Regions from separate parts of the Homo sapiens genome. Here region 2 is linked to region 1. Evidence: read pairs that join two places in POLR2A ChIA-PET (ENCODE). Cell type or tissue: GM12878. All regions are shown on one strand. Each heading gives the region's core, and the rest is flanking DNA. Links, peaks and the distances in the headings are about the cores only. Region 1 overlaps EIF3B (eukaryotic translation initiation factor 3 subunit B). Region 2 has its middle 16 kb from the start of ELFN1.

Region 1 (5,374 bases), core at 222-5,221:
CGGCTGGGCGCAGTGGCTCACACCTGTAATCCCAGCACTTTGGGAGGCCGAGGTGGGTGGATCACCCAAGGTCCGGAGTTTAAGACAAGCTTGGCCAACCATGGCCGACATGGTGAGACCCTGTCTCTACTAAAAATACAAAAATTAGCCGGGCGTGGTGGCAGGCACTTGTAATCCCAGCTACTCAGGAGGCTGAGGCAGGAGAATAGCTTGAACCCGGGAGGTGGAGGTTGCAGTGAACTGGTATCGTGCCACTACATTCCAGTCTGGGCGACGCATGAAACTCAGTTTCAAAAAAAAAAAAAACAAAACAAACAAACAAACAAACAAACAAAAAAACAAGTCCCATCCAGTTCGAAAGCCAGCACAGGTCTGATAGAAACTTCAGAGCCTGGGGGCTCCTCCCAGCCATGATTTACCTGACTGCTGGCTTGTCTGGAGCTACTGCACCTGCTTACTCAGTTCACACAAAGTGTGTAACAGACGGTCCCTTACAACACCAGAGGGGAAGGCAGACACAACCCATGAGGGCGAAAACAGAGCGGCCCCAGCTCGCCTCGCACTGCCTTCCACAACTGCCCCTTTCCCTAGAGTGGCCCCCGTTCGCCTCACACTGCCTTCCACAACTGTCCCTTTCCCTAGAGTGGCCCCAGCTCGCCTCACACTGCCTCCCACAACCGCCCCTTTCCCTAGCAGGCCTCCGACAGCCGGATTAGCTAGATCAAAAATCACGGCTCGGCCAGGTGCGGTGGCTCACGCCTGTAATCCCAGCACTCTGGGAGGTCAAGGCAGGAGATCACTTGAGCCCAGGGGTTCAAGACTACCTTGTACAACAAAGTGAGACCCCCATCTCTACAAAAAATAAAATTAGCCATATGTCATGGCGTGTGCCTGCGGTCCCCGCTACTCAGGAAGGCTGAGGTGGGAGAACCGCTTGACCTGGGAGGCTGGGGTTGCAATGAGCCTGCAATGGTGCCACTGGGTGGCGCCAAGCCTGGGTGATAGAGGAAGGACAATTTATTATCTGTAAAATACGTGACCTTAGACTAGATCCTGAACTGAAGGAAAGTAAGTATTATACAGAACATTATTAGGTCAAGTAACAAAATCAGAATATGGCAATACATTGAAGTATTAAATGAATGGTAAATCCCTGAAGTCAGTACCCACACTATGGTCACACTAACAAAATCCTATTTCTAGGAATACACATTCAGGGCTAAAGGGACATGTTATTTCAACTCACTCCCAAATGGCTCAGGAAAAAATATCTGTATAGGAGATGATGACGTAAATGCAACCAAATGTGAGAAGATCTCAGTAAAAAGCTTATTAGCGTTCTGCATACTCCCGTATTTTTCTACTAAGTTTGAAATGCTACAAAATGAAAGATCACCTGTAGAAGGCTGGCATGGGGTGAAATGCATAGACTCCCCTGTGTTTTTCTAGCAGCTTACCTTTCACAAGGTGAGAAGTCAATAAGCTGAACCCCTTGGTGGCTGAATCTCTGAATTTGCTTGAATTTCTCTCCCCCCCATAGAGCAATGCCTCTTTGATGAAAGGTAGCCAGGTAGGTGCCCTTAGGAGACCAACGCACATACGTCTCTGTCCATCTCTGCAGAAAAAGGCAGTGCCAACGTTAATACAACAAAATGGCAAACACAAAGACCCCTCCTACAATGAATTTATCCTACAATGAATCTGTTCTACAAACTTTTTTTTTTTTTGAGACGGAGTCTCGCTGTCTCCCAGGCTGGAGTGCAGTGGCGCAATCTCAGCTCACTGCAAGCTCCACCTCCCAGGTTCATGCCATTCTCCTGCCTCAGCCTCCCGAGTAGCGGGGACTACAGGTGCCTGCCACCATGCCCAGCTAATTTTTTTGTATTTTTAGTAGAGACGGGGTTTCACCGTGTTAGCCAGGATGGTCTCAATCTCCTGACCTCGTGATCCACCCACCTTGGCCTCCCAAAGTGCTGGGATTACAGGCGTGAGCCACCGCGCCCGGCCTATTCTGCAAACTCTTAAGTGAAATACACAAAGCCTGTTCACTTCTCAGGATTTACTTCAAAGCTGGAAGAGGAATAAAAGAAGTTGTTTTCAGAAAGTAATCTCAAAGAAAATATAACGTCACCTGCTCTTCCAGTTTTCTGATAGAAACAAAGTTCCACTTTGTTAAGGAAATACAGGAGAGGTGAGTCCCCGCCCCCAGCAGCAGCAAATACACACCGCTCTTTCTTCAATTGAGACAGGGTCTTTTACGTCATTCCAGAATATGGAAGTGCGGTCTCCACTCTCAAAAATCACACTGTACTGATCTCTGCATTCTGCCTCTTCAAGCCAGTAACGTAAGTTCCCCTTAAAAACAAAGACAAGGAATATAACATTTCATTAATTTTAATAAAAAACTCATTCACAACTATTGCTCTTAAAGATATGACAAGTTCAGTCCACATCTTAACTCCCAAGTCACACCCTAACCTCAAGTCAAGACACCGTCTAGCATTTCTTTTTTTTTTGAGACAGAGTCACGCTGTTGCCCAGGCTGGAGTCCAGTGGCACAATCATAGCTCACGGCAGCCTCAACCTCCCAGGCTCAACCTCCCAGGCTCAAGTGATCCTCCCCCCTCAGCCTCCCAGGTAGCTGGGAATACAGGTGCATGCCAGGCCCAGCTAATGTATGTATTTATTTACTTTTTGTAGAGGCGGGGGTCTCACTTTGTTGCCCAGGCTGGTCTTGAATTCCTGGGCTTAAGCGATCCTCCCACCTCAGCCTCCCTAAGTGCTGGGATTGCAGGTGTGACCCACCACACCCAGCAGCATTTCTTTAAACCACTGAGATGTAGGTTTCAGGCCACTCACCAGGTCTTTGAAAGGCTGTTTCTCTGGAATATCCCACTCGTCACTGATCGTCATATACCTGGAGAAGAAAGGAGACTGCTGAGCCCCACGCCCTGACGACTAGAAAGAGCAACTCGTGGGGGCTCCAGCATGGCCCTGCTGTGCTCCTGCCTGCCCGCCCCCAGGGCTGTGACTGGCATAACAGGGAGGGGTGCTGTAGGCCAGAAGTGTGGGGCAGGGCTGTGAAATGGCTCTGCGGCAGCCTGACCAGAAAGGATGTGAACAATCTGACAGACACCAGCACCGAGAAGCACCAAGCCACCCGCACACAGCCAGTCACTTGCACGTCAACGTCCACTTCCTTGTGGCCAAGTCTGAACTCACTTGTCAAAATCCGTAAAGAGGTTGACCCGGAATGTGTGCTGCTTGTCAAGCTTGTAGCCGTCGGCGTTCTTCACAGCATCCACAGCGTGGGCAGGGGACGCGTACTCCAGGAAAATATACCTGAGTGAGAGAGGGCCGTTGGCACATACCCACACTGTAAGGCTAGGCAGGTATGCGCTGTCCGCCCCACCCCTCTCCACGGACAAGCCCTCGGTGCCAGGAGTATCTGTGCTGCTCTTCCTGCCTCGAGCCTAAGGCAGTCACACGGGGGACAGATCCACAGCCAGGGAGCTCCTAAGTGACAGGGAAATCCTAACCAGAAGATCCGAAGTCTCTAGTTTCATTATCATAATTATAGAAAAGTTAATCAAAACGTCCATTATTTTGACTGTGGCGATGGTTTCGTGATATGTACACATCAAAATGTATTAAATTGTACGCTTTAAAACTATGCAGATTTACTGTATATCAATTATCTCAATAAAGCTGTTTAAAAAAAAATCTTGGCTGGGCGCAATGGTTCACACCTGTAATCCCAGCACTTTGGGAGGCCAAGGTGGGCAGATCACTTGAGGTCAGGAGTTCGAGACCAGCCCGGCCAACATGGTGAAACCCTGTCTCTGCTAAATATACAAAAATTAGCCGGGCATGGTGGCACATGCTTATAATCCCAGCTACTCAGGAGGCTAAGGCAGGAGAATTGCTTGAGCCTGGGAGGCGGAGGTTGCAGTGAGCCAAGATCGTGCCACTGCACTCCAGCCTGGGTGACAGAGCAAGACTCTGTCTCAATAAATAAATAAATAAATAAATAAGCAAGCAAGCAAGCCAGGCGTGGTAGTGTGCGCCTGTAATCCCGGCTACTTGGGAGGGTGGGGCAGGAGAATTGCTTGAACCCGGGAGGCGGAGGTTGCAGTGAGCTGAGATCACACCACTGCACTCCAGCCTGGGCAAGAGTGAGACTGTCTCAAACAAACAAACAAACAAAAAAAACTTAAAAGTAGTCTAATATTGTGTATTACAGGCAAGATTAGAAAGAAGCTCAGAGAGGCCGGGCGCGGTGGCTCAGGCCTGTAATCCCAGCACTTTGGGAGGCCGAGGCGGGTGGATCACAAGGTCAGGAGATCGAGACCATTCTGGCTAACATGGTGAAACCCCGTCTCTACTAAAAATACAAAAAATTAGCCGGGCGTGGTAGCGGGCGCCAGTAGTCCCAGCTACTAGGGAGGCTGAGGCGGGAGAATAGTGTGAACCTGGGAGGCGGAGCTTTCAGTGAGCCGAGATTGCGACACTGCACTCCAGCCTGGGCGACAGAGCGAGACTCCGACTCAAAAAAAAGAAAGAAAGAAAGAACCTCAGAGAATGTTTCATTATAACACGAGTAACTGAGGGTCAAGAGGCCATCCTTCAACTGACTGCCCAACACAGAAAATGCAGCAGCATTACCTGTATTTGATAATTCTAGAAACTAAAACTATTCTAGTTAGTTTTTACTTTATTTATTTATTTTAGAGACAGAGTCTTGCTCTGTCACCCAGACTGGAGTACAGCTACGTTATCATAGCTCACTGCAGCCTCCAACTCCTGGCCTCAGGCTTCAAGAGTGTTGGGAGTTTATGCATAAGCCACCATGCTGGCCTATTCTAGATAATTTTAAAAACTTTAAAACCTTAACTTAAAAAAACAAACTTTATCATCTTCTCATTCACTGCTCTGGATAGCTTCCAGCTGAGGGCGGCCTGAAGAAGTGAACGGCCCACGTGCCTGGGCAAGGCAGGAGCTGTGTTAGTAAGGATCTCCTGCAACACTCCCTCATCATGACGTGCCAGACACAGATGATACTTCTCCAACAGGAGAACACTCACCCTTTTGTCTTCCCATCCTCTTCAGGATAAAAATCATTTGTGATTTTCCCAAACTTGGAAAAGATCTTGTGGATGACATTTTTGAGTTTCTCAAGTCGGTCGGGTCCCACCTGAGGGACATTGTCCACTACAATCACCGAATCGATTCCATCTGCTTCCTGGGGCCGATCTTTGAGTACATCTCCCAGTAATTCTGAACAAGAGAGATTTTTCAAATGATCATTTTTACCAAGAAAAACATTAATACATTAACTGAGCACACTAAACAAGTCTTCAAGAAGAGACAATGA
Region 2 (5,374 bases), core at 184-5,183, 710 kb after region 1:
AAATAAAAAAGACAATGCCCCCAAAATGTTGCTGCATACCCCTGCCCAGTGCCTTCCTACCTCTGGCCCCCAGAAGCCACTGCCATTCTGATGTTTTCCACCGTAGGTTAGTTCTAGAATTCGTTCTAGTTAGTTCTAGTCTGTTAGTTCCAGTCCAGGTTAGTCCAGGGTAGATCTAGTCTGTTCCAGAATTCCACACACCTGGGCTCCTGGCGAGTGACTTCTTCCCCCTGCACAGTCTCCCAGCCTCATGCATGGCGTAGGTGTCCCTTTATTGCTCTGGGAGCTGAGTCCTCCACGTGTGGCTGCACCGCCATCTGCTCATCATGCTCCCCAGGGCAGGCACCCTGGACCCTCATCTGCATCACCCACCATATCATTTCTCAGCCTGAGGAAGGCAACCAGAATTTTTTAAGCCTTTGGACACCCAAGGAGCTCCCTGGTGGCCTCAGCTCTGGCCTCCGCAGCTGCTCACCTGTGTGACCCCGTGAAGGTGGCCATACCTCTCTGTGCACCTGGTTCCCCATCTGTTCCTCAGCCGCACGATGATCAGAGGAAGTTGGGGAGGGAGGCAGCCTTCCTGGAAGCCAGAGGTTGCAGAAATGCCGATCTTCGTTGGCGTCTTGTGTCAGAGACAAGCCATGGGATCTAACATTAGGTGAGGAGACAGCAGATTATAAATTGCAAACTGGGGCTGGATGCGATGGCTCACGCCTGTGATCCCAGTACTTTGTAATCCCAGCACTTTGGGAGGCCGAGGCAGGCGGATCACTTGAGGTCAGGAGTTCAAGACCAGCCTGGCCAAAATGGTGAAATCCCATCTCTACTAAATATACAAAATTAACCAGGCGTGGTGGCGAGCACCTGGTTACTGGGCTGGTTACCTCAGCCACTTGGGAGGCTGAGGCAGGAGAATCGCTTGAACCCAGAAGGTGGAGGTTGCAGTGAACTGAGATTGCACCACTGCACTCCAGCCTCTGTCTCAAAAAAAAAAAAAAAAAAAAAAAAAACCCTAAAAACAAATAAATTGCAAATTAGGGAGCCTAGTAAGAAGAATTCCAAATTTATAAAAAAAAAATTTTAAAACAAAGGAAAAGAGGGAGGGAGGGAAGGAGGGAGAGAAAGAAAAAGAAAAATTACGTATGTATACACACAACACACAGACACTTTGGTAACCAATGGACCACATTTGCAATGGTGGTCCCAGAAGAGTATAATACCCTATTTTTACTGCACCTTCTCTGAGTTTAGATGTGTTTAGAAACACAAAGACTTGTCCTTGTGTTGCAGCTGCCTACAGTGTTCAGTGCAGTCACCTGCCGTGCGGGTGTGTAGCCCCGGAGCCACAGGCTGTACCGCGAGGCCCAGGCGTGGGGTAGGCTCCGCCATCTGCGTTCGTGTGAGTCACTCTAGGATGTACGCGCGATGACAAAATCACGGAACCATGTATTTCTCAGAACGTGTCCCTGTCGTTGAGTGATGTGTGGCTCTGTGTGTGCGTATACACGTGTGTGTATATATATGCAGACACGCACACACATATGTAGCCTGGCAGAGTCACCGATGCTTTTTCTCTGTCTGCCTTATTTCATGTCTCTGAATTGTCCATATTCACTAGCAGCAATGTGGATTGCAGCTGGGCGCCGTGTTCCCAGGAGCCACGGCCTGCCCTCCCGGGCTGCTGCAGGGGTGCGCTGGGCGGGGCGAGGCTGGGCACCCCCTTCGCTCCCCCTGCATGCTGAAGGCTGGGGTGCAGACGGCCTCCTCAGTGATGAAGGCAAATGGCCCAGGCCTCGGGCTCTGCTCACCTGGTCCCCTGTGATTCATTCTGCTTTATTCAGACTGAAATAGGGCTAAATGAGAAGATAACAGGAGTGACATTTTGCAGGCTCCTACGTGGACTGCGCCCGGAGGTATCTTATTTCTTAAAACAAGTTTCAACCGCCAGGATGTTTCACTTGGAGGGAGAGACCCGTGATGTCTAGGAGTGGTAAGGAAATGGTAGAGGGGCCTCAGCCTCCACGCTGTGGGGTCCCTGGGTGGAGATGGAGGCACTGTCAGCAGCCACCTGTGAACGTGGCCTTGAGCTCAGTGCACCCCTCCTGCTGTTATGATGAAGTGGGGCCTCAGGACTTGTCTTCCCTCCTCCCCGGCTTCCCTCTGTGAGCCCCTCGGGGATCAGGCTGGTCTCATCATCACTGTCACTTTTGTACACAGTAGATGTTCACTGTAGGCGCTTTGGAACCCGGGTATGCTCTTCCTCAAAGCACGCCCTCAGCAAACAGCCTGTACACGCTGGGCCTTAGCCCCAGGACCAGTGCCCTGGCCCGCTCCCAGAGCTGAGCATGGCGCATTGCTCCCCAAGGCCTGACTCACTGCAGCCAAACACTGGGGCGCAGACGCCCGCTGGCTCCAGGAGCTGGATGGGCAGGCAGGGCGGGGTCTGCGTGGGGGCTGGTCTCCATCTCTAGCAGGGTGCTAATCTGGGCCTGTGTCCACGCACATACTGCAAGTGTGTGTGTGCCTGTGTGCATGCGTGTGAACATGTCTCTATGTGCACACGTATGTACCTGTGTGTGCCTGTGCATGTATGAGTATGTGAGCATGTCTGCATGTGTGTTCACAAGTATGTCTTGTGCACCTGTGCGTATGTGAGCATATCTGCTTGTGTGCACAGTATGTACCTGTGTGCACCTGTGTATGTGTGTATATGTGAGCATGTCTGCCTGTGTGCACGTCTTGTGCACCTGCGCATGTATATATGTGAGCATGTCTGTCTGTGCACACATGCATGTGCCCTTGTGTGTGTGCCTGCATGTACGTATGTGTGTGCCTATGTGAACATGCCTGCATGCTTGTGCACATGCATGTGCCTGTGTTCCTGTGTGTGTGTGTGAATTCCTGCATGTGTGTACACATGTACGTGCCCTTGTGTGCATGTGCCTGCATGTATGTGCACATGTGCCTGTGTGCATGCCTGCATGCTTGTCCACACATGTATATGCGTGCATGTGTGATCACCCTATTTCTTTCCTCCATCACCTATCAGCATCTACATGGAGCACCTGGGGCTGGGCCAACAAGGTGCCGTGAGTCTGACTTCAGGGCACACAGACAGGGGCAGGTGACAGGGGCTGCTGGGGTAACACCACAAGGAGCTCATAGCATTTCTGCAGGGAGCCCACATCTGTCCCTGTATCTGCGTCCTGGGGCCACCATAACACATTGCCACACGTTGGGGGGCTTAAGACAACAGGTGTCTGCTCTTTCGCAGCTCTGGAGGCCCAAAGTCCAAAATCAAGGGATTGGCAGGGCCGCGCTCCCTCTCATAGCTCTTGGGGAGGATCCTTCCTGCCTCTTCCAGCATCCCTGAGCAAGCCTTGGTGCTCCGTGGCTGGAAGACACGTCACTCAGTCACAGGGATGTCTTTCCTCTGTACACGTCTGTCTGTGCACAAATTTCCTCCTTTAAAAAAATAATTGGCCGGGCGCGGTGGCTCACGCCTGTAATCCCAGCACTTTGGGAGGCCGAGGCGGGTGGATCATGAGGTCAGGAGATCGAGACCATCCTGGCTAACAAGGTGAAACCCCGTCTCTACTAAAAATACAAAAAATTAGCCGGGCGCGGTGGCGGGCGCCTGTAGTCCCAGCTACTCGGGAGGCTGAGGCAGGAGAATGGCGTGAACCCGGGAAGCGGAGCTTGCAGTGAGCCGAGATTGCGCCACTGCAGTCCGCAGTCCGGCCTGGGAGACAGAGCGAGACTCCGTCTCAAAAAAAAAAAAAAAAAAAAAATAATCGAGGCCAGGTGTAATGGCTCATGCCTGTAATCCCAGCACTTTGGGAGGCTGAAGCGGGCAGATCACCTGAGGTAAGGATTTAGAGACCAGCCTGGCCAACATGGTGAAACCCCATCTCTACTAAAAATACAAAAATTAGCTGCGTGCGGTGGCAGGTGCCTGTAATCCCAGCTGCTCGGGAGGCTGAGGCAGAAGAATCGCTTGAACCCGGGAGACAGATGTTGCAGTGAGGCAAAATCATGACACTGCGGTCCAGCCTGGGCGACAGAGGGATTCTGCCTCAAAAAAAAAAAAAAAAAAAAATTGGAGGTTGGAGGAACAAGGTCTTGCTCTGTTATCCAGGCTGGAGTGCAGTGGTGCGATCACAGCTCACTGCAGCCTCCACCTCCTGGGCTCAAGTGATCCTCCTGCCTCTCAGCCTCCTCAGTAGCTGGGACCACAGGCATGTGCCACCACACCCGGCTGAAATGTTCCCTCTTCATAAGAACACCAGGCACACTGGATCAGGGCCCACCCCAGAACATTTTAACTTAATCACCTCTGTAAAGACCATGTCTCCAAATAAGGTCACATACTGGGGATAGGACATCAGCGTGTCCTTTGGGGGACACAGTTTAGCTCATGATAATCCCCGTCTCAGTTCCTTCACCAGCCCTGGAGCTTGACTTTATTAGTCCTTTGACAGTCAGGTGGTATTGAGGCTCAGAGATGTCAAGTCCTTTGCCTAAGATCACCCAGCCTGGGCACTAATATTCCCCACAGCAAGCTGGTGCCACAAATACCAAGAGGGAGCTGATCTCCATCCCAGGCAACCCAGGGTGGCTTCCTGGAGGAGGCGTTGTTTGACATGGGTATTGTTGGTTAGGGGGACTTTTAATCACTTAGAAAAGCATCGAGAGTCAAGTTTCAGGGAAAAGTCCGACCCCTGATGGGGGCGCTCCCCTCACTCTCTCCACCCCATCTTTTGGGCAGGGCCTCCCCCACCCAAGGGCAAGACTGCAGTTGCCCAGGACCTCCTGCTCGGGGCAGACCTCAGGTTCCGAGTCCCCATCTCAGTTCTCTGAGGCTACATGGGTTGGCCTTACCCCTTGATGCACTTTTGACCCTCCCTTCTCCTGCCACCCCAAGGTCCTCTGTCCTCCCAAAGCTGGGCCTACCCCAGGGTTCCTGACTCAACCTGGACAATGAATTGGCCTCTAGGTTCTGCCCCCCCTCCCCCTGAATAGTTCCCTGATCTGCCCTTCTGCAGAGACAAGAACTCCAACCCCCTTTGGAGTTTAGAGTAGATTTGGCATTTAGAAACGTGGGTTCACTGAGCGTAAGTCCCCACCCCACCATGTTCTCTGGGAACACCATGCCCGCCTCCAGATTTCAGCCCCTCCCCAGGGGCCTGGTCACCGCTCGGAGAAGCCTGGGGCAGGTCTAGAGAACATGGGAGGGGGAGGAGGAGGTGTGTGCCCGTGTGTGCCTGGGGTGGCAGCTGCCTGGCTCCGCCCGCTTCACCGTGCAAGATTCTCTGGGCCTCCATTCCTGCCTGCTCCAATCAAGCCTCCCTCAGGCTGTGACTGGAGCCCAGCC

Evidence for each region. Peaks named below come from ENCODE experiments on the same cell type or tissue, not always from the same donor. Only the 100,000 strongest peaks of a DNase experiment are listed, where the experiment ranks them.
Region 2: POLR2A ChIA-PET joins it to region 1 with 5 read pairs; 3 of 35 experiments call an interaction of 5 or more read pairs at or near these places.

The regions. Positions count from the first base shown.
Region 1 is chr7:2,360,613-2,365,986 of GRCh38, reverse strand. It overlaps EIF3B (eukaryotic translation initiation factor 3 subunit B), which reads right to left. Exons shown (of 19, transcript NM_001037283.2): 2 at 5,085-5,277; 3 at 3,223-3,342; 4 at 2,860-2,917; 5 at 2,227-2,355; 6 at 1,458-1,615. Among named protein-coding and RNA genes, the nearest start is that of EIF3B, 8.5 kb to the right of the region's middle. In GM12878, for the core only: a CTCF peak has its summit at 962 (motif pointing right); no DNase peak of the experiment used is centred there.
Region 2 is chr7:1,651,284-1,656,657 of GRCh38, reverse strand. No RefSeq gene overlaps it. Among named protein-coding and RNA genes, the nearest start is that of ELFN1, 16 kb to the left of the region's middle. In GM12878, for the core only: no CTCF peak of the experiment used is centred there; a DNase peak (open chromatin) is centred at 2,701.